Regions from separate parts of the Homo sapiens genome. Here all the other regions are linked to region 6. A link is a loop called in an ENCODE intact Hi-C map of the cell type or tissue named here. Cell type or tissue: PC-3. All regions are shown on one strand. Links, peaks and the distances in the headings refer to the core of each region. The heading gives the core; the rest is flanking DNA.

Evidence for each region. A loop is a pair of places that touch in the nucleus more often than their neighbours do. Peaks named below come from ENCODE experiments on the same cell type or tissue, not always from the same donor. Only the 100,000 strongest peaks of a DNase experiment are listed, where the experiment ranks them.
Region 1: it touches region 6 in a loop (15-fold over the local background); 53 of 110 quality-filtered maps call a loop at or near these places.
Region 2: it touches region 6 in a loop (2.3-fold over the local background); 3 of 110 quality-filtered maps call a loop at or near these places.
Region 3: it touches region 6 in a loop (2.9-fold over the local background); 33 of 110 quality-filtered maps call a loop at or near these places.
Region 4: a loop joins it to region 6, with 4 times the contacts of the local background. A loop is called at or near these places in 2 of 110 quality-filtered maps.
Region 5: a loop joins it to region 6, with 5 times the contacts of the local background. A loop is called at or near these places in 2 of 110 quality-filtered maps.
Region 7: it touches region 6 in a loop (6-fold over the local background); 11 of 110 quality-filtered maps call a loop at or near these places.

What each region holds. Positions count from the first base shown.
Region 1 is chr9:3,730,967-3,735,399 of GRCh38, reverse strand. No RefSeq gene overlaps it. Among named protein-coding and RNA genes, the nearest start is that of RFX3-DT, 65 kb to the right of the region's middle. In PC-3, for the core only: a CTCF peak has its summit at 2,605; a DNase peak (open chromatin) is centred at 2,579; H3K27ac peaks cover 2,866 bases.
Region 2 is chr9:4,172,454-4,176,886 of GRCh38, reverse strand. All of the region lies in intron 2 of GLIS3 (GLIS family zinc finger 3), which reads left to right. Among named protein-coding and RNA genes, the nearest start is that of GLIS3-AS2, 120 kb to the left of the region's middle. RefSeq lists an enhancer at 1,560-2,120. In PC-3, for the core only: no CTCF peak of the experiment used is centred there; no DNase peak of the experiment used is centred there; H3K4me3 peaks cover 669 bases; H3K27ac peaks cover 1,358 bases.
Region 3 is chr9:4,075,836-4,080,268 of GRCh38, reverse strand. All of the region lies in intron 4 of GLIS3 (GLIS family zinc finger 3), which reads left to right. Among named protein-coding and RNA genes, the nearest start is that of GLIS3-AS1, 180 kb to the right of the region's middle. In PC-3, for the core only: a CTCF peak has its summit at 2,599 (motif pointing left); a DNase peak (open chromatin) is centred at 2,518; H3K27ac peaks cover 1,420 bases.
Region 4 is chr9:4,046,356-4,050,788 of GRCh38, reverse strand. All of the region lies in intron 4 of GLIS3 (GLIS family zinc finger 3), which reads left to right. Among named protein-coding and RNA genes, the nearest start is that of GLIS3-AS1, 150 kb to the right of the region's middle. In PC-3, for the core only: a CTCF peak has its summit at 2,122 (motif pointing left); no DNase peak of the experiment used is centred there.
Region 5 is chr9:3,873,213-3,877,645 of GRCh38, reverse strand. The region is part of intron 8 of GLIS3 (GLIS family zinc finger 3); the gene reads left to right. Among named protein-coding and RNA genes, the nearest start is that of GLIS3-AS1, 23 kb to the left of the region's middle. In PC-3, for the core only: no CTCF peak of the experiment used is centred there; a DNase peak (open chromatin) is centred at 2,075; H3K4me3 peaks cover 497 bases; H3K27ac peaks cover 4,000 bases.
Region 6 is chr9:4,226,981-4,231,413 of GRCh38, reverse strand. All of the region lies in intron 2 of GLIS3 (GLIS family zinc finger 3), which reads left to right. Among named protein-coding and RNA genes, the nearest start is that of GLIS3-AS2, 70 kb to the left of the region's middle. In PC-3, for the core only: CTCF peaks have their summits at 2,413 and 2,626 (motif pointing right); no DNase peak of the experiment used is centred there; H3K27ac peaks cover 643 bases.
Region 7 is chr9:3,465,738-3,470,170 of GRCh38, reverse strand. All of the region lies in intron 1 of RFX3 (regulatory factor X3), which reads left to right. Among named protein-coding and RNA genes, the nearest start is that of RFX3, 58 kb to the left of the region's middle. In PC-3, for the core only: a CTCF peak has its summit at 2,397 (motif pointing left); a DNase peak (open chromatin) is centred at 2,370.

The DNA of each region.
Region 1 (4,433 bases), core at 292-4,291, 500 kb after region 6:
AGAGCTAAATTTACCACCTGTGCCATCTGTCATAGTTGACTCCCTCCTCATTCCATAGTCTCGTTTGCCTTTTTCTGTGGTATTACCTTATGTATTTTGTATTGTTAAGATTTCTCCACATCTTATTTGGAAACAGGCACCATGCAATAGAAATAGACTAGATCCATTTTGTCAGCAATTGACTTGAAGCAGTACTTACCTTTTCTAGTGCTCAGTTTCCAAACATATGAAATAAGAGGGTTCAACTGGATTTTGAGGCCACTTCCAGCTCTCACATTCTTTCACCAGGTGACTTTGGGGCTCTAATAATGCGTTTTGAAATACAGTCTAAAAGGAATACAGAGCTAAGGCTTCCACCGGAACAACAGGGCTGTTTTTCTGCCTACTTTGGGAAAGGAGTTAGGGTATGGGGAGATACTGGGTCCAGAATTGGTGTGTTCTTGATCTCACTGACTTCAAGAATGAAGCCATGGACCCTCGCGGTGAGTGTTACAGTTCTTAAAGGTGGCGTGTCCGGAGTTTGTTCCTTCTGATGTTTGAACGTCTTTGGAGTTTCTTCCTTCTGGTGGGTTCGTGGTCTCGCCGGCTCAGGAGTGAAGCTGCGGACCTTCACGGTGAGTGTTACAGCTCTTAAGGCGGCGCGTCTGGAGTTGTTCTTTCCTCCCGGTGGGCTCGTGGTCTCGCTGGCTCAGGAGTGAAGCTGCGGACCTTCGCCGTGAGTGTTACAGCTCCTAAAGGCAGCGTGGACCCAAAGAGCGAGCAGCAGCAAGAGTTCCTGCAAAGAGCGAAAGAACAAAGCTTCCACACAGCGAAGGAAGACCTGAGGGGATTGCCACTGCTGGCTCGGGCAGCCTGCTTTTATTCTCTTATCTGGCCCCGCCCACCCCCCCCCACATCCTGCTGATTGGTCCATTTTACAGAGAGCTGATTGGTCCGTTTTGACAGGGTGCTGACTGGTGCATTTACAATCCCCGAGCTAGACACAAAGTTTGCCACCTCCCCACCAGAGTAGCTAGATACAGTGTCCACTGGTGCATTCACAACCCCTGAGCTAGACACGGGGTGCCGATTGGTGTGTTTGCAAACCTTGAGCTAGATACAGAGTGCCGATTGGTGTATTTACAATCCTTTAGCTAGACATAAAGGTTCTCCAAGTCCCCACCAGACTCAGGAGCCCAGCTGGCTTCACCCAGTGGATCCCGCACTCAGCCGCAGGTGGAGCTGCCTGCCAGTCCCGCGCCGTGTGCCCGCGCTCCTCAGCCCTTGGGCGGTCGATGGGACTGGGCGCCGTGGAGTAGGGGGCGGCGCTCGTCGGGGAGACTCCGGCCGCACAGGAGCCCACGGAGTGGGGGGAGGCTCAGGCATGGCGGGCTGCAGGTCCCGAGCCCTGCCCCGCAGGGAAGCAGCTAAGGCCGGGCGAGAAATTGAGCACAGCAGCTGCTGGCCCAGGTGCTAAGCCCCTCACTGCCCGGGGATTGCCGGCTGGTCGGCTGCTCCGAGTGCGGGCCCGCTGAGCCCACGCCCACCCGGAACTCGCGCTGGCCCGCAAGCGCCGCGCGCAGCCCCGGTTCCGGCCTGCGCGTCTCCCTCCACACCTCCCTGCAAGCTGAGGGAGCAGGCTCCGGCCTTGGCCAGCCCAGAAAGGGGCTCCGTCAGTGCAGCGGCGGGCTGGAGGGCTCCTCGAGCGGGGCCAGAGTGGGCGCCAAGGCCGAGGAGGCGCCGAAAGCGAGCGAGGGCTGCGAGGGCTGTCAGCAGGTTGTCACCTCTCAATACCACTGATTCATAAATAGAAGCTATGTTCCCCTGGGAAGAAGCTATAAGCTGAATCCACTCCTCGTTGTGGCTGAAATATGTCTCACTTTTGAGCTTTCAAAGGATGCAATCTGGTTTATTCAGAGGATAGAGGTAAGAAAGTATCAAACTACTTGCAATAGCTATGTACTAAAGGTATTTAAGGGTGCTTCACAGAAAACTGAGATAGGAACTGCGGGCTGCACAAAAGGTGGTATTCAATCCAGACATCAGGTTCACCAAGACCCATGAGATCCTACCCGTGCCAGAAACAAAATCTTCATTGAAAACTTTCATTATTTACTTGCTCAACAGGGACTAAAAAGTCCCAGCCTAGTGTTAACTGGTTCATCTGGTGACCTGATCTGGCCCTCTGTGACCCGTTACTAAGTGAAATCTAACAGAAGTGAACCGTGACCCATTTGTTTTCCAAGCATGCAATTTGGTTCATGAATCTAGAAAACAATAGTGTGAAAAGCCTTTCACTTTCTAACTTTGGAAAATGATTATTTTTTAAAAACCTAATTAGATACCATGTTTCCTCTCTCTCTTTTTTTTTAAATAAGTTAGTTTAGTTAGAAAAGGCATTTCTGTGATGCATCTAATGGACTTGCTTGCTGCAGTGTGCTGGTAGAAATCTATAAAGAGTAAGTGCTGGGGGTGGGCCTGGAGTGGTGGGGAGAAGGAAAGCAAGCCACATCTCCTGATGCACAATTCTAAAGAATCCAGTGGTTCTTGAGTGTATATAGAGAGTACATATGAGTCAACAAGTAGACAAAGAAAATCCAGACCTTTGATGACCCCTGGTGAATAAACTAAGCACTGCATTGAAATGCAGCTAGAGCCACAGACTTCCGTGCAGGCAAGCCTCTGGAATGGCTCCTCTCTCGAGTAAGGCAAAAGGTTTTTTCTCCCCCAAATGCCTGTTTCATTTGTATTACAGACATACCTTACATACTTGAGGCATCGTTATCCTTCTGAACAATTCTCATGTTGGTGATCTCTGTTGGTAGAGACTAAGAAATGTGTATCCAACACTACTTTCTATTTGTGCTGTGACCTCTTAGACCCGAACAGTGTTATTCATGGAACACTGAAGAATTCAGTGACCTCCATAAAGCAAGATCTGTAACTATCTTTCAGATTAGGTATCTATTTATTATTTTTATGGAATAATTATAAAGAATAAATCAACCATCTTACATCACTCAAATTTAAGATCAGAGTTTAAAGATAATCACTTGTCTATAACTGCTGAGTACCGGGTAAAATACTCTTCTAGGCAGCAAAAGTCTGCATTTTTGTAAACAGCTGTGTGTGACCAGCATGTGGTACATGCGAGCCAGAAAGCAGGCTGTATTTTGTCAGCTTGTAGAAGAGAAGGGAAATTTGCCATTGTAAAAGAAGGAAGCAGAGAGGGGAGGTGCAGAGACTGAAATATTTTTATTGTACACCCCAGGCGTCCAATTATAAAAGAAATGTCAAATCCCTATTTGTAATAATCCAGAATGGAACCTACCTGGTAAAGTTATATAGAGTGGAATACAAAACAGTTTATACTGTTAATACAGTTTAGCTTATCAGTTATTTGCGTACCATAACTATTGGCTTTTAAGTTTTTGTTGCCTGAACAGGAAATATTTTTTATATCTCTCAGATTGGTGTACGCAGGGTGCTGAATTGCTGAGTTTATTCCTGCTCCCTTCACCCTTTTTAATCACCACAGACTAAGGAGTGCCTTTTTTCTCTGCTATGGTTTGAATGTTCCCTCCAAAACCCATGCTGACATTTAATTTCCAATAAAATGGTATTGGGGAGTGGGGCCTTTGAGAAGTGATGAGGTCATGAGGGCTCTGCCTGGTGAATGGATTAATGCTGTTACAGGAGTGGATTAGTTATCTCAGAAGTGGGGTCCTGATCAAAGGGTAAGTTTGGCCCCCATTTTCTCTCCACCTCATGCACTTGCTCACCACATAATGCCTTCTGCCACGGATGATGCATGGGAAGGCCCTCACCAGATGCTGGGGCCATGCTATTGGACTTCCTAGCCTCCAGAGCTGTGAGCCAAATCAACTTCTTTTTTAAAATGAATTACCCAGCCTGTGATATTCTGTTAAAACAGCAGAAAATGGACTAATAAAATCTCTTTAAAAATGAACTAAATTAAATTTTTAAAGAAATACAAAGCATTACGTATTCCAAATATGTGCTTCAGCTTCATGGGTAGGCATCTCAGTCTCTCCACTGGGATTACAGGGGCTCAAGTAAACATAAGTCATCACTTTCTTATGTGGCCTTCAGCATAGTCCTTCTGGATGAGGAGGTTGGCATTCAGGAAATTTAATCAAAAGCCAGAGGTCTAAAATTTCAAAGGTGGAAAGTATCTTAGAAGTTGTTTAGTTTAATTCCTCCACTTAGTTTGAACATGAGAAAACTGAAACCTAGAATTGGGTGATGTTTCTAATACAGCACAACTAAACACAGATCTGTTTCTTCCCAGTCTAGCTGTCTGTCCTTTCCATCACTCTGCCTTCTTTGGGGCATGTTGAACATTCTGTGCCTTTATAGAGGACAGCCATGTCACCCTTGGGAGTATCGAGTAAATTGTTAAATTAGGAAATGAAGTGAAGAGGGGATATAAT
Region 2 (4,433 bases), core at 119-4,118, 54 kb after region 6:
TTTGGGAGGCCAAGGCGGGCGGATCACCTGAGGTCAGGAGTTTGAGACCAGCCTGGCCAATGTGGTGAAACCCCATGTCTACTAAAAATACAAAAATGAGCTGGGCGTGGTCGCAGGTGTCTTTTATCCCAGCTACTCAGGAGGTTGAGTCAGGAGAATCATTTGAACCCGGGAGGCGGAGGTTGTAGTGAGCTGAGATGGCACCATTACACTGTAGCCTGGGTGACAAGAGCAAAACTGTGTCTCAAGATAAAAAAGGAGAAAAAGAAATATGATGAAAGAAATGTGCATAGAGATGTTCTTTGCAGTGTTTTTTTTTAATAGTGAAAAAAATTCCTCCTACCCTAAAAGTGCAATAGTAAAGAAATAGTTAAGTAGACTTAATGCTGAATGGTAAAATATTAAAATTAAGTCTACAAATAGTTTTCAAGAAGTGTTAAAATAATTTTAAAGTACAACTAGATGAACAGAACTTCATGCAAAATTGCCTATAAAATATAAGCTGAATGTTTCCAAACATGTATAGGTGGAGAGGACAGACTAGAGAGAAATAGCCTAAAACACTATGATTATCTCTGGGCAGTTACATTACAAATCGTTGTTATTTCTTCTTTGACTTTAAAATTATTTTCCCAATTTTTTACATTGTATGTGTGTTACTTTTGTAAGAGAGGGAGAAATGAGTTTTTTTCTCTTCCTGACAAGTCCGCCGAAAGTGCCACCAGATCTTGATTCTGGGTTATTTTCTGATAGAATCCAGGAATGAGGAGGGGGCTAGAGCCTGCCTTTCACTGCATGGTTTTGTTCTGTGAACAGAAGAGATTTTCATGTGTCATTTGGCACACTTGCAGTTCTCTGTGTGCAGGGTTGGAGCTCAATCAGGACTCATCAACATAAAGATATTTTCATTAGCTCAGAAAAAGGAGAAGCCCTGGATTTCAATTCTGGCTATGTCATCTCCTATCTGGGAGACTTGGACCAAATTGTGGAACCTCTAGCCTCAGTTTTTTCATCTGTCAAATGAGGATGATGATACTTCTTTTATGGGGTTACCGAACCAAAAAAAGACATGTAATATGCCTAATACAGTGCATGAATTGATGTAAAAGGAGTATTCAATCCCTGTTTGTTACATTGCTTCACTTCCTCTGGGCCTTCTCCCAGCGTTATGGTGGTTATGTATGGGGGAAAGTACTTGGACTTTGAAAATTTATTTCTTATCCAGTACAGTGGGGACTTGGGTAGAATCAGAAGTTTAGTCCCAGAAGGATAGATCATTCCAGCATTGCCAGGAGAGTAACGAATGGCAGTTTCTGATTTTCAGGGTCTGTGAGCCACCACGGTTAAGAACCTCGTGTGTGTTTATGTGTGTGTCTCAAAGGATATATAAAAGTTAAAGTTATTTGTGTTCAGTAGCTGGAGGTCCAGCTTTTTATTATGTATTCATGACTAGGAGAAGGCCTAGCATGGGATAAGTTCCAGAACTGTGGAGAAGGAGACATTTCTTTTCAGACCTCTTTCTCTGCCTCCATTCACCCAGTGCCCAACTCCCTAAAGCTCTCAGTCTCCCTTCTTTGTCCTTTCAGAAAACTGCTGTCAAATCCTTCATTCTGACAAAATAACATTATCAACAGATTTTGATATTACCTTCAGTGCATTTGCTTTTAATAAAGAGGCTTGGGGCTGAGAGTATGAGGTTCTAATGGAGGAATTCTCAGGTCCAGTTAGCAAGGGAGAATTTTGGATGTAGAGAGACCATTCAGAAAGTCCTGGAAATAACTATTGAGGAAACTCCCTGCTTAAAATGCCTGCTCTTTAAAAGAAGGAAGGAGTGCTGAGCTCAGAAAACCATGTGCTTGAGGAGGGCCTGCCCCTGTCAATTAAGTACACTCTGATCCCTTCCCTTTGCACCCTTGACCTATTTCTGAGCTGTGTCACTACTTCCAGCGTCGTCAGTCATATTTGCTGTGAAGACGGTCAGATCTAGATTCTTGCAGGCGTGTTGTTGGAATAAACTAAAATTAAACCAGGTCAGATGCCAATGTATAAATAAAATGCAGATGAATCATTAAATAATTAAAAGTGGAATCAACGTGTACTGCCTCCTGGAATATAGCCCGCGAACCTGAATATGAGATTGGCACACATCTCCAAGATGAAGCAACTGCAGCACGGGATTTAAAAGCCAGTATTTCCAAAGGAACAATTAATTAAAAAGGAGGTTAATTCACAGTTTACAGACTTAGCATCTGCTTGTTTAGCATATGCAATAAAAGGCGAAGTTGTGGTAGATTTGTAAAAATGTCAGTTAGATAATTGATTATATATATAGGAATCATTTTTTGCATAATCCAAATCCTCTTTTTCTTTTGATGATCCTAAGATATCATTTTAGAACGGAATGTGGTATTTGTACCCTATGTATTTTATGACTTAATTATTCTAAGTTGAAAGAATTTATATATTTTTTTGTATACCACATTCGTCACTGGATTCCTGGAACTTTTTTAAAAAATCGGTGAATTGGAAAGTATCTGTTTGTATATTTTCCTTGGCATGTCCAAGCAATATTTTTTAGCTGAAGTTCACAGGTTATGTTTTAAGTAGGTATAATACATGAAACCTGTTTACTTTGCTGATAACAAGGACTTAAATGCAGCTTATTGTAATATGAAGAAATTCATGTTATTGCTTTATCTTTTGCATTCTTATAGTTACCTTTATTCTTTGGGGGCAAACTATTATTTTAATTGCTTTTTCTCCTAGAGTGAGGTCTCTGCTGCAAAAGGTTTTTACAGTCTGACCTACTTAACTAGACTTTCCTAAAGAGGTCTAAATATATTGAAACATGAGAGTAAAAACTGAGATAGAAATGTGGAAATTAAGTTTTTTTTAAACAAATGGGAGTGTTTCGGTTATTTTTCTATATAGAAATGCGTGTGTGCGTGCGTGCGTGTGTGTGTGTGTGTGTGTTTTAACTGGGTACTCGGACTAGGATTCATGTCTTCTTTAGCTAAAGGCCCAAGAACATAAATCATTTGAAGAAAAGATTTTCCAGTATTTTCCAGTGTTAAATTTTAGATACAGAACTTTTCAATAACATGTATATTGCTTCAGAAAAATCTTACTGGGCATGGTGGCACATGCCTGTAGTTCCAGCTACTCCGGAGGCTGTGGTGGGAGGATCTTTTGATCCCAGGAGGTTGAGGCTGCAGTGAGCTGTGTTTGTGCCACTGCACTCTAGGTGACAGATCAAGACCTTGTTTCAAAAACAAACATATATATGTGTGTGTGTGTGTGTGTGTGTGTGTGTGTGTGTGTGTGTATCTATACACACACATATACATATTATATATATAGTAATACACTTGCCTTTAATTAGAATGTGAACATCTGAAATACTTTGTTGAAATTTACTTATGCCCCACATTGTTCCAAGAATTTGAAGCTATTTACAAGATGATAAGAAGACACACGTGGCACGGTTAATAAATAGGAAGAGTTAGGGACAAATTAGAGGATGAGAATAAGGGTGAAAGAAAAAGGAGAAAACATATTTGCCACCTGAAGCTTGAGCATAATTGCTGAGCTCGAAGGCATTAAAGCCTTAATATAATAGGAGCTTTTACTGAAATGTAGCCACTTAAAAGGTCTGCTTGTTTTTCCCACTTGTATTCCTGTTTTGGCTAATTTCTTTGGTGATATTAGTATGACACCACCACCTCTCACCCTTTGCCAGATTTAAAGATAAGGTAAAAATAAGCAATGAGTTATTGATACGTAGAAAGATTTAGAGGCGAGGTTCCAACTCCACGGGTGGAATGTGGCCCACAGCTGTGCTTTCTTAAGTCCACATAGTGTTAAAAAAATAAATAAATACAGAGCCAACATTTAGAAAGGAGAGGATTTTACAAAAAAATTCAGAATTTGGCTTTTCTCGGAAAATCGAAAGAGCAACCAACCATCTGGCCTGCTTCCCTACATGATAGCCTGATCTTTAAATGGAGCCTGCAGTATTTCCATCTGCCTGGCCTTGGAGAGCATTTGTGAGTATGGCCCCTGATTAAGACAACCCTTGCTTGCAAGGAGCTTGCAGTCTTTCTAACAGTGATTGGTATTGCATAGCTTGAGTTTATTTCCTAATGATTTAATGATTTTTGCCTTCTTATAGACTTTCCTCACCCTAACCTGTGGAGAGGACAGGCAAAGCCCTTTTGTACTATGATTCATTTCAGATGACACATCCTCATTTAATATTAATTCACTCATTTATTCATTTATCATTCATTCCAAAAATATTTATATCATGCTTGCTACCAAAACCCAGGTCCAGATAACTGTCTATAGTTAGTATTTCTGAAAGTGCCAAATACCCTATATAAAAGTGGACTTTAAAAATACTGTACGTTTGGATTTGGAATAATCTCAGATGT
Region 3 (4,433 bases), core at 174-4,173, 150 kb after region 6:
CCTGAGACATGGTGGGTGCTCAGGAAATGCTTACGAATGCAAGAATGCTGGAAAAATAAATGGGAAAACTAATATGTCAGGTGTCTTAGAATTGGAAGAAAGGATAGTATAGGAACCACAGCACACGGTTTTCAACCCAGTCATAAAGCCAGGGGGGTTCCAATATAGTTAGTCATTGAATTTGACAAGCAGGCAGATTCCTGCACAAACACTTTTACAATAGCATTTTCCAAATGGATCCTGTATGTCACCTTCTTAAATCATTGTGCATATTTTCCACCCTTAAGGAGGAGAGTATTCAGAGTATCCTTTCTTTTTTCAACAAGTGTCTGTTAAATAACTACCTTTTTCTTATTTCTTCTATTTTCTTCCCTTTTTTTTAAATTTTGAGAGAGCAGTGTTGATGTTTACTTATCAGTAGCTCTGATTCATTGAATTTCTCTTACATGTTGGGTGTTGGGTGCTTTGAATGATTACAGCAACCTGTTTCAGGTAGGTTTTCTTTTTTCTTTTTTTTTTTTTTTCACATCCATCTTTCAAAGGTAGAAAAGAAGGCCTTTCCTTATTTTGAGTGGATTTAAAAGTAGAATTTTAAGCTAGGTTTCTCTGGCTCCATAGCCATGCTCTTCCCAGCACTGGGGACATGCTTGGGGATAAAGGCATTCCTCTGGTTGTGACTTTAACGGCATCCCAAAGGCAGAGGAACAGAATGCGGACTTTGAAACTGCTCTGACCTCCGCTGATGACAGGAACATTGCTGGACATGCAGGTGAGAATCTTATCAGTGGGATGAACTGCCCCAGACTTGTAGAGGCTTTCAGGTGGTGGGCTCCCTTTTTGCTTTCTTCGCTATGGCTTGCAAATCCTGCAGTTTAAGGAGGCAGCATACCTCTCAGAGGAAGTACAAGACAGTCTTTTTCCTAGTTTGCCTTTGACTAGGATCTTAAGCCTGTGAGACTCTTTGGGCTTCAATCTTTTAATTTGCAAAGAGGGAATAATTCTAATACCTTTCACTTACCACCCATGTTGACTATTGTTGAGTATGTGCAAGGCATAAATGTCATCTGTGCAAAATTTAAATGTTTGGAATTTACTCCAAAAGCAATGGGACCCTATTTCAGGGAATCAGAGAAGGTAATGATGATACAAGCTGAAACCAAACCACAGTAGAATGTGAGTGCAGGAAACCCTCCTTTAGTATGAAATATCTTGTTTGCATTAAGCTGTTTTACCTTGGAAGAGTTTGGTTCTATTTAGCAGTTTCCTAAAGAAGGAAGGCTGTATTTTCAGCCAAAGACCTGGAAAACATTTGTTTTTAAGAAAAGGTAGCTTAATCATTTTTCTGATGTTGTGGGGTGGGGCGGGGGACAGAGGGGAGGCATTTCAAAGCACAGACTTCTCTTATTCTGATGATCCAATGCCCTCTCTGAGTTCTAAAGTAGCTAAACACATTCATAGTAGTTTCACTGAAAGAAAGGACAGCCTGGAGCCAAAACTTTCATGCCAAACTTTAAGCTAGGGCAGAGTTTTATAGCCATGTTAGAAACCTCTGAAAGAAGGGGGATTATAGTGAAAAATGCTGACCTGTCCTTAACCTAACAGCAGGAATGGCAGCACCACAATCATAATGGTTTCTCCACCGCTTTACCCTGCCTGGCTGGCAAAGATCTCTTGGCTTCCTTTTGCGGCCCGATCTGTAGATGGGACAGCTAGGTAAATACCAGGCAGCCTGTGGTGGTTCCTGTGTTTTGCTTGAGCTGTTACTGGGCCACATAGATCTCCAGAGAGCCTTGAGGCCATGCAAGAAGAATTATATTGTTACAGAATCAGAAGATTTGGAAGTGCACTTGAGTTGTGTAGATCAGAAATTGTCAGACAAACCCCTGCTGAACCCAGGGGTTTCCCAGAAGAATGGGTCAGGAGCAGGACTTTGCAGAAGCATCTGGTGGAATGGGGCCAGGCAGGTAGGGGCAGGATACTCCATACCTCCATTTTAGCCAAAGCACCACTGCTTTGATACATATTGGGTTTGACATAATATTATATTTGCAAAAAGGATTATATTGAAAAAAATGATTTTAAGACCACTGGTCTGGTGTAACTTACTTTCGGTCCAGAAATTTCTTTTACAAATTCTTAGGCCAGAGATAATTCATTCTCAATTTACTTAGCTCCAGCAATGGGGGACCATATCATTCAGGGTCCAATGAAGAGACTGGAATCACACCAGTCATTTTAACAGAGAGCTCACTATAAAGAATTGTGAACTAGGTATCAGAAAACTGGGAAAGTAAAAAAGGGAAGAAAGTGACTGCATAAAATAGCTATTCCCTCTTGAGATAGGAACAAAGGAAAGAGATTGGAATTATTAAAACTTAGAAGCTCAGAGGAAGGTATGGAGCTGGGAACCAGATTTCTGAGGAAGAGACTGCTAAGGAGGCTGGTTCTGGGAGTGTTGGCAAAATGACAAACTGGAATCCACTGCTGCTGCCAAGATGAAGAACCTTTAGTGGAGGGACGCTGACAAGAGAACAGGACCAGCCCGCCCTTTCTCTTTCCTTCACTTACCCCCCCGCGCCCCCTGTTGGTAGAGGCCGACAGGGACTACCCTGGCAAAGGAGAAATATTGTAGATTTCCAGTGTCTCAAAGAACAGCATAGAAGGATATTTTCTTAAGCTGAGATGCAATAGCTTAACGGCCAACCCAGGGTTTCCTGTTCTGTTGTTGAATCAGCTTTAAATGAGAAACAAAGAAGCAGACAGAAAAACAAAATCTCTTTCCTTTTTTTGAGGAGAAGTATCTTTCCTTTCTAAGTTTTATTTTCTCCAGGCCAACTATGCCCAGTCCCTCTCCTGTCTCTAAGACATGCTGCATGGATGTTTTGGTTGCCATCCTTTGGACAGATGCCAGTTTCTCAGCATCTCTTTTAAATGTGGGTCTCAATTTGTCAGTGCCAATTGAAAGCCTTAAGAATGTGCATACTTTCTGTATTAACAATTACACTTCTAGGAATTTATCTTTATAAATTTTTGTCTGCCTAGAAATTAAGCTATAAGGTTATTAATTTCAAAGTTGCTGACAATTTTTTTAAAAACATGGAAAAATCATAAATGTTCAATAATAGGGGATTGCTTTAGACTGTGGAATACTCAGCAGATATCAATGACAAATAAGAAGAAAATTGGACATCATCGTTGTTATTGTTTTTTTAGACAAGGTCTTGGTCTCTCACCCAGGCTGGAGTGCAGAGGCTTGAGCTCAGCTCACGGCAACCTCCACCTCCCTGGCTCAAGCCATCCTCCCACCTCAACCTCCCAAGTAGCTAGGACTACAGGCATGTGCTTCCATGCATGGCTAATTTTTATATTTTCTTGATAGAGACAGGGTTTTGCCATGTTGCCCAAGCTCGTCTCAAACTCCTGGGTTCAAGCCATTCCCTCGCCTTGACCTCCCAAAATGCTGAGATTGCAGGTGTGAGCCCCTGTGCCCAGCCAAAAAATTTAACATTATGAAAAGAAAGTCACATTATATTTTTAGGAAAAATAAGACAGGCTATGAAGTGGCATCACAGAAACATTCATTTTTTAGTACATATTTAAATTCACATTTTTAAAGAAAGACTGGAGGATGTGTACTACAGATAAATATCCAACATATGGTTGGTGGCTATTTTGAGGTGGAGAGATAATGGTCAATGTTCTTTTTTATCTACTTATTTGTATTTTAAATATAGTTTACAATTTACAGTTCATTAGAATATACTAATTATAGTACATTTTCCTTTTGTAAGAAAGAAAAATTAATGTGGTACTCAGAACAAAACTTTAGGTATGGGAGCATAGGAATCGGTCATAGGAGATAACACTACAGGTATGCGTTGATGAATGCATAGTATAATAGGATCACAGTTTCCCTTCCTCTGAGAAACATAGTTTTAGTAAGACAACCTAAGATGGCATTCTTTTTCTTTTGCAATTATGTTACTCCGTGGTAAATTTATAATCATTTAAAATTTAATATTTTTTTCACATGGAGATTATAGTTCTTATGGGATAGTAGATGGAACTCATTAATCAAGTCTTCCTACACTCTACAGATTTAAAATGTATTGTTTAATCAACTTGTTGGGCTATAATTTACATTAAATAGAGTGTAAATATTTTACATTTTAAATATAAAGTTCCATGAAATTTGACCAATGTGTACCCTTGTGAAACCACCACCACAGTCAATATATGGAACATTTCCATCACCTCACAAAGTACTAATTTTTTCTTCGTGAGGTGTTCCTTTGCAGTCAATCCTTCTGTTGGCTCTGGGCCTAAGGAGCCACTTCTCTGCTTTCTATTCCTTTAGATTAGATTTGCCTTTAAAGGAATTTTACATAAATGGAATAATGCTGTATGTACACTTTTGTTTCTCACTTCTTTTC
Region 4 (4,433 bases), core at 309-4,308, 180 kb after region 6:
CAGTGACTTTCAGTGGACTCTAGTGTTTGAAGGCTTTAAAAAGTTAGTACTGAAAGATCAGAATCCCACAGGAAAGGTATAAAAACAATAAAGGCCCCTAACATGACATAGCGTGTTCTGTACAGAGATATATACTCCACATTCTTCAAACATTCCTCGGAAGATTTTTTTAAAATTACTTTTATTTTTATTATTATACTTTAAGTTCTAGAGTACATGTGCACAAGCTGCAGGTTTGATACATGGGTATACATGTGCCATGTTGGCTTGCTGCACCCATCAAATTGTCATGTACATTAGGTATTTCACCTAACGCTATCCCTCCCCCAGACCCCCACCCACCAACAGGCCCTGGTGTGTGATGTTCCCCGCCCTGTGTACAAGTGTTCTCATTGTTCAATTCCCACCTGTGAGTGAGAACATGCGGTGTTTGGTTTTCTGTCCTTGCGATAGTTTACTGAGAATAATGGTTTCCAGCTTCATCCATGTCCCTGCAAAGGACATGAACTCACCCTTTTCTGTGGCTGCATAGTATTCCATGGGGTATATGTGCCACATTTTCTTAATCCAGTCTATCATTGCTGGATATTTGGGTTGGTTCCAAGTCTTTGCTATGGTGAATAGGCCGCAATAAACATACGTGTGCATGTGTCTTTATAGCGGCATGATTTATAAACCTTTGGTTATATACCCAGTAATGGGATGGCTGGGTCAAATGGTATTTCTAGTTCTAGATCCCTGAGGAATTGCCACACTGTCTTCCACATGGGTTGAACTAGTTTACAGTCCCACCAACAGTGTAAAAGTGTTCCTATTTCTCCACATCCTCTCCAGCACCTGTTGTTTTCTGACTTTTTAATGATCACCATTCTAACTGGTGTGAGATGGTATCTCATTGTGGTTTTGATTTGCATTTCTCTGATGGCCAGTGATGATGAGCATTTTTTCATGTGTCTGTTGGCTGCATAAATGTCTTCTTTCGAGAAGTGTCTGTTCATATCCTTTGCCCACTTTTTGATGGGGTTGTTTGTTTTTTTCTTGTAAATTTGTTTGAGTTCTTTGTAGATTCTGGATATTAGTCCTTTGTCAGATGGGTAGATTGCAAAAATGTTCTCCCATTCTGTAGGTTGCCTGTTCACTCTGATGGTCATTCCTCCGAAGATTCTTATGCAGGAAGCTTATTCCTATGTGTGCGCAAGTGTGTTGGAGGTGGGGATATATGTATGAAAGAGAATGAAGGAAAGAATCAGACTACGAATAGCTCAGTACACGACACTCCTGCCGGCATCTGTGGGCTGTGGGCATTGGCAGTAGTTGCAGCCTTTAACAGCCAGCCTGGCATTGGCACTGACCAATTGGAATGGGCATCAACTAATGGAGCAAGGTCCTTGATGGCCCATTTCATGCTAGGCTTTTATCCTTTAACAATCACGTTGTAGGGAGGTGAGGAAGGGGCCCTGCAGAAGTAGTCCAGATGGCCAGGCCAGTAGCAGGGGGATCTTAGGTATCAAGGCAGAGGTTATTTACCAACCAGTATGGTTGTATTTGAGTATTTTGACAAGCAGTACACTGGCTGAAGCTCTGGAAATCTCTCTGTATCCTAGACTTCTGGAGTAGTTCCTATCCAGGTGCAGCTGTTGTTGTTATTAGATGTGTGTTTTCTTTCTTGCATTGTGTGTTTGTGTGATAGTTTGCTCAGACATCATTGGTGTGTGTCTGAACTGCTATTTGGTTAGAACCTCACCATTTGTTCTTAGCCCTCTCTGTATGTCCATGGTGTTCAGTCCAGATTGAGGTCTGCTGACTTGGTTGGATCCCCAAATAATTTCCTGTCCTGCCACGTGTTGGTGACTATTTCAAAGTGAAAGCATGCAGTAGGGTCACTGGCATTCCAGAGATGGTTGTTAGGAGGTCTACATTGCCTGTTTCTAGAAAAGCGCTCAAATGTTGGAAGTAACTAAGTTGTTGGTCAGATATTTGTGCAGGAATCCTAACAGGTGCATAGGCTAGGCCTAGTCACCTGATGGGTGGCTGGAAAGACAGCCCTTGAGAGGGGTGAAATTACTGAGAAAATTTGCTTCATCTGAGCCCCACAGAGAGGACTTCAGTGCTGGAAGAGATGCTGCCACCTATTGATCATGGTCTTAAAAGATGCTTTTGTGCTCTCTTTGAAGAGATGCTTCTGTCTTCATTAGGTCATTGGCTTCAGAGCAATTTGACGCAATTTAAAAATAAGCACACAGTTGAATACCATAATGTGGTTAAGCCAGCTGTTTCTGACCGTGCTAGCTACTTTTTTTTTCTATTTATGAGAATGGCTTATATTATGCACATACTGAGCCATGGCATGGCTATATGATAGCCCCATATAATATCAGCATTTAAGGTGGACTGTTTAAAAAGATCCACAGGGTAATAAGTTTCCAGCAGGATCCCTTACAGTGTGTGAACCATCTAACAGCTTTTTGCCCTTCCATCTTCTGCTAAACATGTTTTCTTGATCCTCACACATATCATTCTGAATTTAAAAATACCATTTACTTTCCTTGGTTTCATTTAAATGTTGCATTATGTTTAACTATAGCCAGCCCTACATAATAAAATTTTCTAAAAGGTCATTACCCCTCACTCTTCTTCAGGGGTCGGATAAATTCAGTGTGAACACACAGAACTGCAGTAAATGGGGGCAAAATGCCAGTTTTATTTAGGGCTCTCCAATCATGGGTTCAATTGGAGAACACAGTGAGGCCCCTTTCCCCACTGCCTAAGCCCTGAGTCTTGCCCACACTTCTTACCCAGAGATTGTTGGAAAAGTAAGAACCAGAGAACAAAGACCTCCTTAGGCCTACCAGCTGGTGAAGTAGATTTCTGCTGTCCCAACAGAGTTCATCTCACAAAAGTTTACTGGCCTTGCCTACACTAATTGCAATTATTTTCCTATGTAACCGAAAAAGCAGACAGAGAGGTCAGGAATGTTGGCTTTGGAGCCATAACACCCAGGTTCATGTCTTTCCCAGAACATTCCTGAATCAACTAGGGTTCCCTTTTCTGTGCTGGCATGGGGTAGCACACTGAGCCGACTCCCACCTCTTTTCATACTGACATCGTTATATTACAGTTTTTTCTTTCCCTAGATTGTGAGCTTCTTCAGGTCAGGAACCATGTGTAAGTCACTTATGCATCTCTAGCTCCCAGCATAATAGGTACTTTATTATTTGTGAAGCTAAAATGCAAAGTAAGTGAACCAGAAAGGGTAGGTCACAAGGTGTGGATTTAAGTTTGTTTGTAATTCAGAGCAGTAACAGGTTTTTGAAATTAGTGAAATGAACAGAATTAGAATATGGGTCTAAAAAAGTAATATAAAAATAAAGATTCTTAAGATTTAAAAGGACCTTAAAAGATTACCCAATTGTATTAGTCCGTTTTCACACTACTATCAAGATACTACCTGAGACTGGGTAATTTATAAAGGAAAGAGGTTTAATTGACTCACGTTCTGCATGACTGGGGTGGCCTCAGGAAACTTACAATCATGACAGAAGGGAAAGTAGTCACGTCTTAGCTGGTGGCAGGCGAGAGACAGAGCGAAGGGGGAAGAGCCCCTTGTGAAACCATCAGCTCTCATGAGAACTCACTCACTAACACAAGAACAGCATGGGGGAAACAGCCCCCATGATCCAGTCACCTTCCAGCAGGTTTCTCCCTCAACTCATGGGGATTACAGTTCCAGGTGATATTTTGGTGGGGACATAGAGCCAAACAATATCACCAACTCAGCAACCCATTTTGAAGTCTACACTCCGACAACTTTCCCATTAGTGTTTGTTGAGACTTTGAGCATCTGCCAGGGCTTAAACTGTTTTCACATTGAGGTAAAATATCCTTTACAGCTTTCATCCCTAATTGTGTCCTCTGGCAATACCTAGATGAAGTATTGCCTCTCTTCAGTTTTCATTTATTTGAAGAAGAATTGCCATGTCTCTCAACCCATACTTGCCAAGTAAACATGCCTAGTTCATTCAGCCATTCTTCATATAATACAATTTAGAGTTCCTGCATTATCCTGGTAGAGGAACTCTAAATATATTCCAGTGAATGTACTTCCCTCAAAAAATGCAACGCTAGAAGTGAAGATAATACTTCAAGTATGGCACAGAGTAGAAAAGATTTATTACCTACCTAATTCTAAAAATCACATGCACATTAAGTACAACTTATCGTATTAGCTTCATTGATTGCTGGCCCCACCTTTGACCCATGTTCAGTTTTCTGTTGATGAACACAGAGCATTTCTGTGTGCTGCTGCTTAAGTCATGTATCTCTCAGCCCCTCCTTATAGGGTTGTTTATTTGGGCCCCAAAGTGTTATATCCTGCTAGATCTAACCCACCTCTCATGCCTGCCAACCCTCTCTTTGGATCCATACTGTACCAT
Region 5 (4,433 bases), core at 321-4,320, 350 kb after region 6:
TTTTACCCCTAGATACCAAGATTGTGTCATTAATAGAAACTGAAAAATACAAAAAGAGTGTGGTAGTGTGGAGGAAAAAACAATGTTGAGTGGAGGAGAAGGGGAAGAAGACAGAATAATAAACTGACTTTAGGAGTTTGAACTTTAGGTGATTATAAAAGATCCATGTGGATATGTCTGATTGGCAATTAGCAATATGAATCAGAAGATGCTGGACTTTTTAAAAACAGTTCTATGCACAAGGTAAAGTGTAAACAAATCATTAGCCTCCTCCCACAAGATCTGTCAGCAAAGCAGCGCAAATGATAACCATCCATTAAGTTCACAGACGTTGCAGACAGAAAATCTTTTCTTCCACTTGTCTGATATATTCCTATAAATTAAGATTTTTTTAAAAAAATGCATTTTATATAGTTTTCTGTTTGGTTCTAAATGATATTAGCCACGGACTTTTCATCATCACATTTCATTCTGCCTGGCTGAGAATCTTACTCCATCCACAATGTCGTGAAGCTCAGGAATGATCAATCGGAACCTCCCTTCACTGCACCTCCTTATCTATAGTCATAACAACTCTTAACAAGAATATAAGACAAAAACGATCATTGAGTCTCCTTTTTGTACGCAGCCTTTAAAAGAATACATGTAGAAAAAGATTTTAATTATTATCAGAGTCAAAGACAACAATATCACACCCCAAATGCCTGAAATTTGCATCTCAGTTCTGACGGTTGCTAACTGTTTGGCTGTGGGCAAGTTCCTTAGCTGCTCCTGCTGCTTGAGGTTTGTGTGTTTGTCTTTTTTTAACATTTTGTATTTTTTATTCCTCCTCTTGAAAGTTTGTAACATATAAAGAATGGCAAGAATAGTACAATGAATACCCATGCATGTACCTGGCACTCATATTCACCCATTGTCAATATTTTGCCTTTCTTTCCTTCCCCTCCCTCCCCTCCCTCCCTTCCTTCTCTTTCTTTCTCTCTCTCTTTCTCTCTCTCTCTCTCTCTCTCTGACTTTGGTGATTCTTTGTTTTCCTGCCTATTGTTGCAGAACCATTTGACAGATGGTTGCAGATATCACTGAGCTTTACTGCTAATTACTTCAGTAGGGATCTCCTAAGAAGGACATTCTCCTACATAAACCCAATATAATAATCATACTCAGGAAATTTAACATTGATATAATACTATTCTCTAATGGTTACTTGCTATTCAGATTTCCCAAATTTTGTGAATAATGTTTTCTATAGCTGGAGATTTTTGTTTGTTTTCCTTTTTGTGATTCAGGGATCTAATAGGGATCTCACAGTGCATTTAATTTTTATTTCTTTTTCATCTTCTTGACTCTAATGAAGTTCTCCAGCTTTTTATTGTTATTATTATTGTCTTTCAGAACATTGACAGTTTTGAAGAACTCGGGACATTTATTTTACACAGTGTTCCAGGGTTCCATGGTTTGGATTTGTGTAATTGTTTTATCCTAAACAGATTCATTGTAAATATTTTTGGTGGGAATACCACATAGATGATGTGGTGTTTCTTAGCTTTTTTGAGATTTAGATTGCACCTTATGGGGAATTAGGATTAAATAAACTAAGTAGATAAAGTGCCTAGTAAGTTACATGGCATGAAACAGGCCTTTCATAGCTGTGGATACTAAAATAAAGACAGGCAGCTTTGGCATAGCTGAGTGATTCAGTTTGGAAGTCAGAGGATGTTGTTAAATGATCATAGGGGTTGATAATGTAAATAATCATGGAAGGGGAAATGGAGAGGAAGGAGGTACTTTATATGATGGGAGAATGAAATGGACATTTGCACTTTGTGGTTTTGCCTTGCTGCTATATTCTCCCCTACTGGACGTGTGCCCCATCCCTTGCCTTCCCAGCTGGAGTGGGCAAGTGTGAGTATGGCAGGTTCTCTCTTCCAATCAGGTTTGGAAAGGAAGATGACTTGAAACAGCCCTGACTTATTCACCAGGTTTGCGTTAGTGTCCAGCATAAAAACACTAAGAGGAAATGTGCTTACCTTCCGCTTTTGGTTTGTATATCTTTGCCTCTGTTTGCCTGGGAAATCCCCCAGTAAAAACTCCGGCAGTTTTCTTAACGGAAATAGGTTTATCACACTCTGCGATTTTTAGTGGGAAACTGGCATCTTTTCCTGCTTGCGGGCATTGATTCATCATTTACTTAGCTTTCACATGCTAAAAAAAATGGGCTGAGTCACTGTCAGAAGTCAGGAAAGGTCCACCACATCTACCCAGTTAGCGTCAAGTTCTTTGATCCTTACCATCATAAAATAAAATAAATGCAAGTTCTCTCAATCTAACAAGGTTCCATTTTTATTTTGAAATATTATCTGAATGACACATTATTTCAGTGATTTAAGCAGCACACTACATCACCTAATGTTGATCTAACTTATTACGGGAAGTGGTGTTTTACTATGGCATGTTGAATGAGCCAGTGGTACTTTATGACAGTGGCTTCCCATGAGAGGAACTCAGCGTCTTTGGAAATGTTAATTCAATGAGTTTCATAGTATGTCTGTTAGACCAGAGAAAACAAAAATATTGATGGGAGTCTCTTTTTGAAATGCAGAAATTTTACAATTCCAAGAATAAATCCTCTGAGTTTGTGTTTGCTCATCTTTTACAAGAGAATGTCAGCTGCCTCTCTTCATTCTGAAGAAGGCCACAAACAGTGCGCTTTGTCGTTCAGGTAATAGAGCTGAAGGAGGCCTGTGGATTGACCACAGTGGAGAGGCTTATGAAGGGCTTCCTATGAGCCCATGGCTGAGCCAGAAAAGACTGAAAAGAAAGTGTAAATATAAGGAAAAAAAACAAAGTGTTTTTTCTGTTCTCTCACTCAACAATAATCAACACAAAACGTTTCTGTGACCAACTGTGTGGGGGTTTTCCCCCAGCCCACTAAGCATGCAGTCAATTGTGCAGTAGACACCAGCTGGGTGTCCTCTAATTGCAACCTATCCTGACACTCTCTACTTGGAGAGAGTGTCAGATTCCACAGGTTGAGGACACAGTTCCACAGGACTGCCCCCCACTTCTGATGCCAGTTGCAAGACCTGGGTGATTTTGCCTGTACATCTGACAAACTGACTACAAATCAGGATTTCCACAGCCCCCTCCTCCGGTTCTATTAATTTGCTGGAGCAGTTCACAGAACTCAGGGAAACACATTTACTAGTTTATTATAAAGGACATTATAAAGGATACCAATGAAAAGATGTATAGGTCAAGGCATACGGGAAGGGACACAGAACCTCCATGCCCTCTCCAGGCCTACCGCCCTCCAGGAACCTCCATGTGTTCAGCTATCCAGAAGCTCTCTGAACCCAGTCCTTTTGGATTTTTATGGAGACTTCATTACATAGGCGTGATTGATTACATCATTGGCCATCGGTAATCAGTTTACTCTTTGGCCCCTCTTCCCTCAGAGTTTGGGGGTTGAGGCTGAAAGTTGACCCCTCTAATCCTGCCTTGGTCTCTCCAGTTGCCAGTCTCAGTCTCATTCTTTCAGGCAGCCAGAGGCTGCCAGCCATCAGTCAACTAATTAGCATACAAAAAGACACTATCACTTTGAAGATTCCAAGGATTTCAGAAGTTGTATGCCAGGAATGGGGAGGAAGACCAAATATATATTTCATAATATCACAGAAAGAAGGGATGTGTGGTCTCTTTGGAGAGTATTCAATCTAGTGTATGAATCAGCAGCAGAAAATATGAGGAACAATTATTTTTGAGCAGTAGTCAAATCACCTTTACCAAATAAGGAATGCCAGTTTTTTTTAGTCTCTATGGAGTATTGGGAAGGCTTCCTCTTTTCACCCATAATGTATTATTTCAGATATAGCATTGCTAGAATTCTAGGTACTTTTATACATGTATGATCTTTCTAGGCCTTTCAGTAATTTGCATAAGTAACTTTGACTTTTTCTTTGACTTTATTTTCTTTATTTTTTATCTTTATTTTATTTTTGTGCAAATTTATGGGGCATATGATGTGAAATTTTGTTACATGTATAGAATGCATAGTGATCAAGTTAAGGTATTTAGGATGTCCCACAACCAAGCACAATATGTTTTTTATTTAACTATAGTCACCTTATTCTGTTACCAGACATTGAATTTATTCCTTCTATTTAACTGATGATCATATGGTTTTTTGCGCCCATTCTCTTGATGTTATATATCCCATTTATTGATTTGCATATGTTGAATCATCCTTGCTTCCCTCGTATAAATCGCACTTGTCCTGTTGGGTTTGGTTTGCTGGTATTTTATTGAGGATTTTTTGTCTCTGTTTATCAGGGATATTGGCCTGCAGTTTTATTTTTGTTGTTTGTTATTGTTGTTGTGACTTTGTCTGGTTTGGGTATCAGGGTGATGCTGGCCTCATGGAATGACTGTGGGAG
Region 6 (4,433 bases), core at 223-4,222:
GCCAATCTATCTTACAGGCCTTTCAACCGAACCTTAATTTTAGAGAACAGACTCTTCTCTCCCATGCTTCCTCTTAGGTAAAGTAAGATAACAGCTCCTTGCCATTATCTTCAAATTTACTGTTCATTTTTAATATGTCACGTATAGATTTGAACTCATTCATTGAGTTTTTCTAGTTCAGTTGACTGTACTTTTATTTTCTAAGATTCTTAATTGTTTTTTATATCTACCTGTTCTTACTCTGCTTTTTAATTTTCATAAATTTATAATTGTTTAAATGGATGCTTCTTTATTCATCTCATTATCCTGAACATATTTATCTTATTTTATTTTTTACTTTTTTACAGACAGTCTCATTCTCTTGCCTAGGCTGGAGTGCAGTGTCACAATCATAGCTCACTACAGCCTCAAACTCCTGGGCTCAAGTGATCATCCCACTCCAGTCTCCCAAGTTGCTGAGATTATAGATGTGAGCCACTGCACCTGGCTCTAAACATTTTTATTTTAAAGTCTTTGTATGACTGTTCTATGAAATTAATTTCATGTGGGCTGAATTTATAATTGGATGGGGGATTTGGCTTTCTTAGAATTAGATTCTTTTATGTGTTTTGGAATTTTAGTTTGCAGGTTCATTTTGAACTTGAGAGATATTTGCTTTTTATGCTATTTCTTTTATTCTCCCTCTTTGACGGATGCTTTTGTAGTTTCACAGTTACTTTCACCTGGTTCCCCATGCGCAGTCCATAATTAGGTATTATAATGGTGCTTATATTTCCCTGCTCTGTGATGACTTGGGCAGTATCACAGATGCATCGAGTAAGCAGAAAACCTGACTCAATTCTTTTCCTGAGACTTCTTTCCTTCTTTTCTAGGTCCACAGCTGCTGATACCCCTGGGGCCCCAAATAATAGGTCCTCCATCATTTTCTATCGCTTTCTTTTACAAATGTGTGGCTATCTGGGTATTTTCAGAGAAGGGAGGAGGCCCTACCTCAGTCTTTGGCTTGAAGGAGTGAGCCAGACTCCCTTCCCATCTAGCACATGGTAGTTTGGGTTCTCATACCCCTCGCAAGTCCAGTTCTCTGTTGCCCCTGCCTGCTTCTGGCCTGCAGTTCGGTATTTCATTGACCTTCGCCCCACTTTCTTTATTTCTGTTTCTTTCTTAGTTGGTGGAGATTTATCGGGCCTTTAAGGCTGATGACGCTTACTGGTTTTCACTTTTTAAAATTAAATTTTCAATATAAAATATGTGTTTAGATCAGAGGGGCTGTTTTGGAGCTTGAACTTACAGGACTGACTTGACCTGACCTATACCATTTCACTTGGCCCGTCGGCCTTTCTTTGAAGTCCTTTCCCCAGGAATGCCAAGGAACTATTTTATTGCTGTCTCCTGTCCTTTCCTCCTTCTCTTCCAAAGTTTCTTCAGAAATTAAGGGATTTACTTTCTTCCTAGTGTTACCTTGATTGGGCAATGTTCAGAATAAATTTCAGAGCTCCACCTTCAGTGTAAATATCAGTGTTATTCCAAGCTAGGGAGAATAATATTAAGAAATAAGTAAGTTTACAGAAATTATTCTCAGGAACCAATTTTCAGGAGATGTGACATTTGATGTGATGTGTATTCAAGTATAAATTTCCACTTAGCTTTTATATGTGTTATAAAATAGCTGAAAGAGCTTCATGTGTTGTTAGAGTTCTCTTTCTTTTACTTTTGAATAAGAAGTAATATTGTAATAAAAACCTTTTTATATCAAAGCTCTTTAAAAAGCAAATGTTAATAAAACTGGAAATATTTTTTTCTTCATCTTAATAAATCCAGAGAACCAGAAAATATCCGTGCTTCAGGGCACTTTTAAATGTACCGTGAATACTTTACGTTTAAGGATAACACTGTGCAGGAGACACTTCTCCAGCCCTCCTTTACAATCTTTTAAAGACCCACTATAACTTTTCTGTTATTCCAGTAGGTTGTGCTCTTTTGCTCAGATCCAGAACTCTGGTCATGCTAACCAACCAAAGTTAGACAACTTGCAATTCTTTCTTTATGTACAATAGTTTAATATTAACTATTGTTTTCAAAATTAGTATTTATCTTTAAAACAATTATTCTTAAAATCTTTTGAAAGTATGTGCGCATGGTAAAATTTTTGCACAAAGTGAAAGCGATTTCAGCGAAAGCAAATCTCTCTAATTCCAGCCCATGCCTTCAGGCTTCCTCCTCAGAGATGGCCAATGTTGCTGTTCCCTCATGTATCCTTCCTCACATCTTTTATACATGGATATTACCTTTTTCCTCAGTGGTAGCATATCATACGCACTGTTATGAACCTTGTTTTTTACACCTAACAACTAATTTTGGAGCTCATTCCCCATCCATATATACAAAACTGCCTCATGATTTTTTACATTAAAACAGTTAACTATTGCTAGAATCTTGCTGTACTCAACAAAGCATTATGTAGGAGTTGTTAATGTCCATGACATGTTTGTTTTATTTTAGAGTAGGATGAACCCTCTTTCTCTGGCCCTTCTGGTGGGTAGATTTTGAAACTTCATACTCAGAGAGATAACAGAGCAGAGTTCCACTGTGTGGCTCTTCAGTTCTGTGTTTTCAACAATAGGTGGCACCAGCAATTTCTGTATTTGGGCTGTATGTAGAGAGGAAGCATCATCATTTTGATCATTTTTCATTTCATATTGTGTTCACAGATTATTAAGAGCAAAGATGTGTTTACCTGAAGGCCTAGAGGCTTGCACATGGATACATGCATACATAGGGGATTAAGAAGCACTTTGTAGAACGGTACCTGTACTGCGATGCTACAGCTCTTCCCTTGCCCTGGCTGTATTTGCAGCTTCATCTAATGAGACCAGACACTTAGTTAATACATGAGATTTTATAATGATGAATATGATTTTATATACAAAGTAGATCTTTGCAGGTGCATCCTTTTGAGATTTATCGTGGTAGAAATTTGGTCTTGGCTACACATATGAGAATGTATCATTGCACTGGAGGGTTATGTACTCTCAGAGCTTCACCTGTTACATTCGCATGGACAGCCCCTCTCCGGCTCAGCCCCGACTCCTCCCCTATACTCCCTTGTCAGTTGTGCCTAGAGGTCCCGTCAGCATTTAAAACAGCATTTTAAAACTAAATTCATCATCATTCATGAGAGCGGTTCCCATCTTCTTCTTTTTTTTTTTTTTTTTTTTGCCACCTTAGACTTCTCTTTATGAATTTCTACTTTACCCTTTTGTCTTTCAAAAAATTTGCTTTATTTGTATTCCCTGACAACAAGGCCCTGATCACTTGATAACTGTGTGATTCTCCTGGCCCCTTCCCTTTTGTTCTTATAAGTATGGGGAGAAATTCTCCTGGTTTGAGGATGAGAAATGGATACAGTGGGGCTCATCAAAGTTTTCTAAGTTAGACATGTACTGATCCCAACAAATTATGTGATCCCAAACAATTTCAACACAAAGTACATTCCGATGCCACCATTTCTTTGCCTGTGTCCCTCGGGTCCCTGGACAGAACTTGGAAATGGGAAGTGAAGAACATTTCATTCTATGACCCTTAGCAGCATTGTTTTTTAATTGAATCAGAATTGCTTCTCCCTTGCTTTTCCTTCCTCAAGGGAGTTCAGAGCTCCTTGGCTTCACCTGACTTTATGCAGTGGTTTCATCCCATGATAATATGTTGGGTTTCTGTCTTAATAGAACCTTTGGTCTTACAGAAGTCCCGGATAGGTCTGCTGTATATCTTTATCCCAAGACTTTATACATTCCAGAGTTCCTGAAAGCTCTTGCAGTTACTGGCTTTTCCAGGATTCAAGTCACTCTTGCAGTCAATAGGAGATACTCACATGGAATTACTACAGCACACAGAGAATTTTGAGTATTCTTTGGCCCAGAGAATACTGATCGGCCCCATATTTTGCCTTTGTGCTAGGATGGAGCTCCATATCAGAGAGATCAATACAATCTGAAAGTCACTGCCTCTTCCATAAGTCCTGCTTTAAAACCTTCGGTAGCTTTTCTTAATTTTCCTTTCAAGGCTATCATTGTGTGGGCGTAACTTACTTACTTTTTTTTTTTTTTTTTTGGTAACATAACGTGACCCAGAACCATCTTTAGGAGTGTGGCAAATTCTGTCCTGTCTTTCTAGGACGGGGTAAAATAACCTGCCTCAGGATGGAACACCCAACCGAGGGAGGAAGAGAAAACTAGGGGTGCTTGCTTAGGTTGCCAGTTGCTGCAGCAAGACCTGAGGCTCCAGTGCCTCCTTCTGTGCCCGTGCCCATCTGCAAAGCAAAGGCCCAGAACTGCTGTGTCATTCTTCCACAGACCGCTCCCTGCACCAGGCTTCCCCCTTGCATGCAAGAACTCTTGTTTTCCTTCCCAGGATGCTCCTGTTGCTAGTTCTCACCA
Region 7 (4,433 bases), core at 173-4,172, 760 kb after region 6:
CCTACCATTGTTGTTTTAACTTACCACATAGGCTATGTCTGTGTCTATACTTAAACCTGACTGGCTCTTCATTTTTACATATCATTCTTTGGATCTGAGATGTGTTTGATTTTTATGCTATTTATACTAATGGTTCTTGACCTTCTCTTTCTTGTCTCTAACACATTTGAGACTTGGGATTACAATAGTGATCCTTGAATATTGCAGGGGTGCTTGTGGCAAATCAGCATCTTGGAGTTGTCGGTTAGGTGTACTTCGAAAAGGCTTCCTTTTTAAGGCTGGTTTAGGGACTTACACATGAGCTATAATTTTTTTTTTTTTTTTTGAGACGGAGTCACGCTCTGTCACCCAGGCTGGAGTGCAGTGGCGCGATCTCAGCTCACTGCAACATGATCTATAATTTTTAAAACTATAATTATTTTGGGTCATATGTCCTGTTTTTCTTTCATTGTTGATTTTGTACGGTTGAATTTATATTGGTGTCTAAAAAATTATTTGAAAGCTAACTGGACAGTATTTTAATGTGAAATTGTAAAATAGTTTTAAGTGTATTCCCATGAGAAGAGCTGTTCCAAAGAAAATAATAGGAAAATAATATTTTATCATTGACCCAGTAAAAACAAGTGCAAAACAAATTTATGTTCACAATCAAGAATAATGACCTTTCTGCACTTTTTAGAACCCAGTATTGAGAGATTTCGTAGTTTATATATTGACTTTATCTTTGACTTATTGAAAATATTGTTTTCATCCTTATTGGGTGTCCTGGAAAAATACCCAAGTTGATCCTTAAATTTGAAAAAAGAAAATTCAGAACGAAGTATTTCTAGATTCTAATGGTACTAGACTAGAAAATAGAAGATTGGTAGGTAAAGAAAATAATGTATATGAAATAGTATATGAACACAGAAGCATAACGTATTTGTGTTCCTACATTGAACACAAATTCAGTATGCATTTTCTGTCTTTTTGCAGCAGTTCAACTTTGGACATGTATTTCTTTCTTTCTCTTTTTGTTAAATAAATGAACAGAATTTATCCCTTGATCATCTGTAACATAGTTTCATTGTAACCAATAGTCTGGGCTTTCACTTGAATGTTTTTTTAATGAATTTATCTGGAGATGCTTTGCATTTTTCTAAATTTTGGCTACACTAATTAGAGAGTGGGTATTACGAAAAACTGACAGGCAGTTTTAAAAAATATTAAATGAATTGGTTTTGAAAAGGGATACAACTATGTAGTTTTACATTTTTCAACTTGTTTTTACATTGCCCTTTAGAATGTTTAATATTTTGTAATGAAAGTATGCGGTTTTTCTTCTTTTTTTTCTTTTTTCTTTTTTTTTTTTTTTTCAAAAGGAAAACAATCGGGTAAAAATCTGAGAAATATTTTCAGTTGTCCAAGGCTAATGTTGACTTAAATAGGTCTAGGTCTTCATGGTTGACAGCTGCAGATAATTAGCTTTTTCTTTCTTAACAAAGAAAGCAAATGGAGCTGCAAGACATTCATTGCCTTTTCTGTCATCAAAATAATAATGTATGTATTTAACTCCTGCAGTTCCTTAAATTGATTTAGTGCTAAGCTGCCTACATTACATATAATAGGAATGACAAGTGAAAGCTGCAGCACATATTTGCGTGGCAAAAGGGAGCAGTGATTGACAGCAAAGTTTCTCTCTACAAGAAATAGCAGTGTTGTGGAGCTCAAAAAGGGCCAGATACATAATTCTTAAAATTGTAGAGCAGATTCATGAAATGAATTTTAAAAAGTGATTGCCACTTGGTGTACTTGAGTGTCTTTGTGTTTTTGGCTCTGGGTGAGGGGCACAGATGGACAGAATCTCACCTGACTGCCAAATATCAATAAATTCCTTTTAAGTATGTTAGTATTTGTTATTTAAGAATGATACTTACAAATTTTAGATCAAATTGTGTCTCTGTACTCAGTAACTGAGTCCTTTAGCTGTAACAATTCACTGTATTTGAAGAAGCCGAGTAATACATCTATTCAAATAAAGATTTTGAAGGCCCTAAATTGAGTTATCTTTCATGGAAAATACCCATTTTCACATGTCTGTAAAACTTGAGGCATCGTTTCTGGAAAGGTAATCACATAGGATTGGTAGTTTCTTTTGGTCAGACAGTGGTTAAATGCGATCATCTTTCAGAAGTACTCAAAAAATATTCTGGCTTTCTTTTGTTCCCATGACACATACCCAGAAGCCATGGTTGCAAGGACACTTGGTGATTGCTGCTGCATGATGCTCTGTGATGAGCCTAGAGTGCTGGGCTTCATATTATACCATGGAAATGTTTCTTATTTTGTTGACAACTCTGTGTCTGTGGGAGGCGGGGAGGGGAAGCCCTATGTGTGCTTGTACACTGGCAGCCTCTACTGGCCATTGCAAAGAGCAGCATTGTCCTCTGTTCTTTCCATTCCAGGTTGCATATGCTTTTACTTGGGTTTAGCTCTTTCTTCTTTGGTCCTCACCCTCTTTGTTGTCCTCTTTTGAAGACTAGTTATTCTGTTGGATGTCTTGATTTATAATTAATAAAGAGCTACTAGTCCAGTATTTTCATTAATAAATTAATATCATAAGTGAATGGAATTCTTCAGGACCTTAGAAGAAGTTATGAATATAACCTTTCCTTGAGAAATAATTTTCATGTAAGAGGGAAGATAGATTTATCTTTATGTAGGTTTTAAAATACTTTCTCAGTTGCAAGCCTTAATGTATGATATAGAGATTAGTCTTTTACTTATGACTGACAAAAAACCCTGATGCCTTGAAAGAAAGCCTTGGCTCAGTGATAGACTTAATTACACACACACACACGTACATACACACACACATATATATATTTGTGTGTGTGTATATATATGTATATATATGTATGTATGTACATATATATGTATATATAATATATATTGTATATACATATATACATTATATATGTATATACACATACATTATATATGTATATACATATATACATTATATACGTATATACATATATATTATGTATATACATATATACTTACATATATGTATGTATATACATATATACTTACATATATGTATGTATATACATATATACTTATATATATGTATGTATATACATATATATATATATATATAATTCTTTAGATTTAGGTATATCAGCTTTCTCTTAGAGGTTTCCAGGAAGTAGGCATAAACTCTTATTGGGCTTTATGCATATGAATACCTCCGGGGGTTGGATAGAGGGTGGTGTCTAAGCTTTAAGTCTAGACAGAAAATGATAAGTATTTGTAAATAAAAGATCCAAGGATGGTAGTAAACTGGATTATTCTGTTTCAGGGATAGAAACTTATAAAATGTTTGATCTAATATCTTTGACTTCGGGCAATAATTTGACCACAGTAGATGATTTCTCCAATAAAATAGACTCATTTCTTGACATTTACATTTTATCAGTGGCTCTACTTACTAATCACCTAGTTATCTTTGAATCTCTTGGTATTTTCAAATAAGACATCTAATTGAATCTTTTTATACAAAGTCTCCTATCCAATGGCTTCCATTCCTACTGCTACCACCAATTCCTAGATTATTACAGTAACTTTAGGTTAGTGCAAAAGTAATTGGCAAAAGCCACAATTACTTTTGTGCCAACCTATACTAATAGATTTCATTTTTTCCATGTTCTTCATCTTTTAATTCAGCCCGTACAACCTAGCCATATGCATTTGACTAAAACATTGCTTTTATTGCATCACATTTTTTTCTTTTAATAATTTATTATTTGCTTGAGAAAATGAAAAGTACTAAAGGATATAGCCAGTAGAGCAAGACAAGGAGCATGGAGCTAGGAATAGGAAGATGTGGGATTTTTGCTTTGATTTTGGCTATATGACCTTAAGCATATATGTATACCTTCCTGAGTCTCTGTTTTTCTATTATTTAAAATTATTTGTTGCCAAGATTGGTTAAAATAATGTTATATGAAATTGCCATGAGTTCTTTAGAACTCTATTTTCCTGCTACAGAGTAAAAAGACAAAATTTCTTAGTCTGGAATTTCTTTTCAAACTGCTCATTTCTGTACTATGCATGGCATAAATAGGTACTTAATGAATGCTGTTTGAATAAATTCTGTACTTCCAATCTTGTATTTCTCTCTTATTTTCCAACTCAAATATGTTGTCTCTACTCTGACCACTGAAAATGTTGTTCATATGGTCACAGCTACATCATTCTCCTGTTCTTTGCCCTGCTAAGAATGCTGTCCTTCACTTTTTTTTCAAATCCTGATTTTTAGGAATAGTCAAGTTCCCCTATCTCCTTTGAGTCCACTTTTGCTTTTTCTTTTTTTCACCATAGCAATACTTACTATCTTTACCACTCACTGCTCTATTTTGAGATATATAGTATCTTGTATTATTAATAAA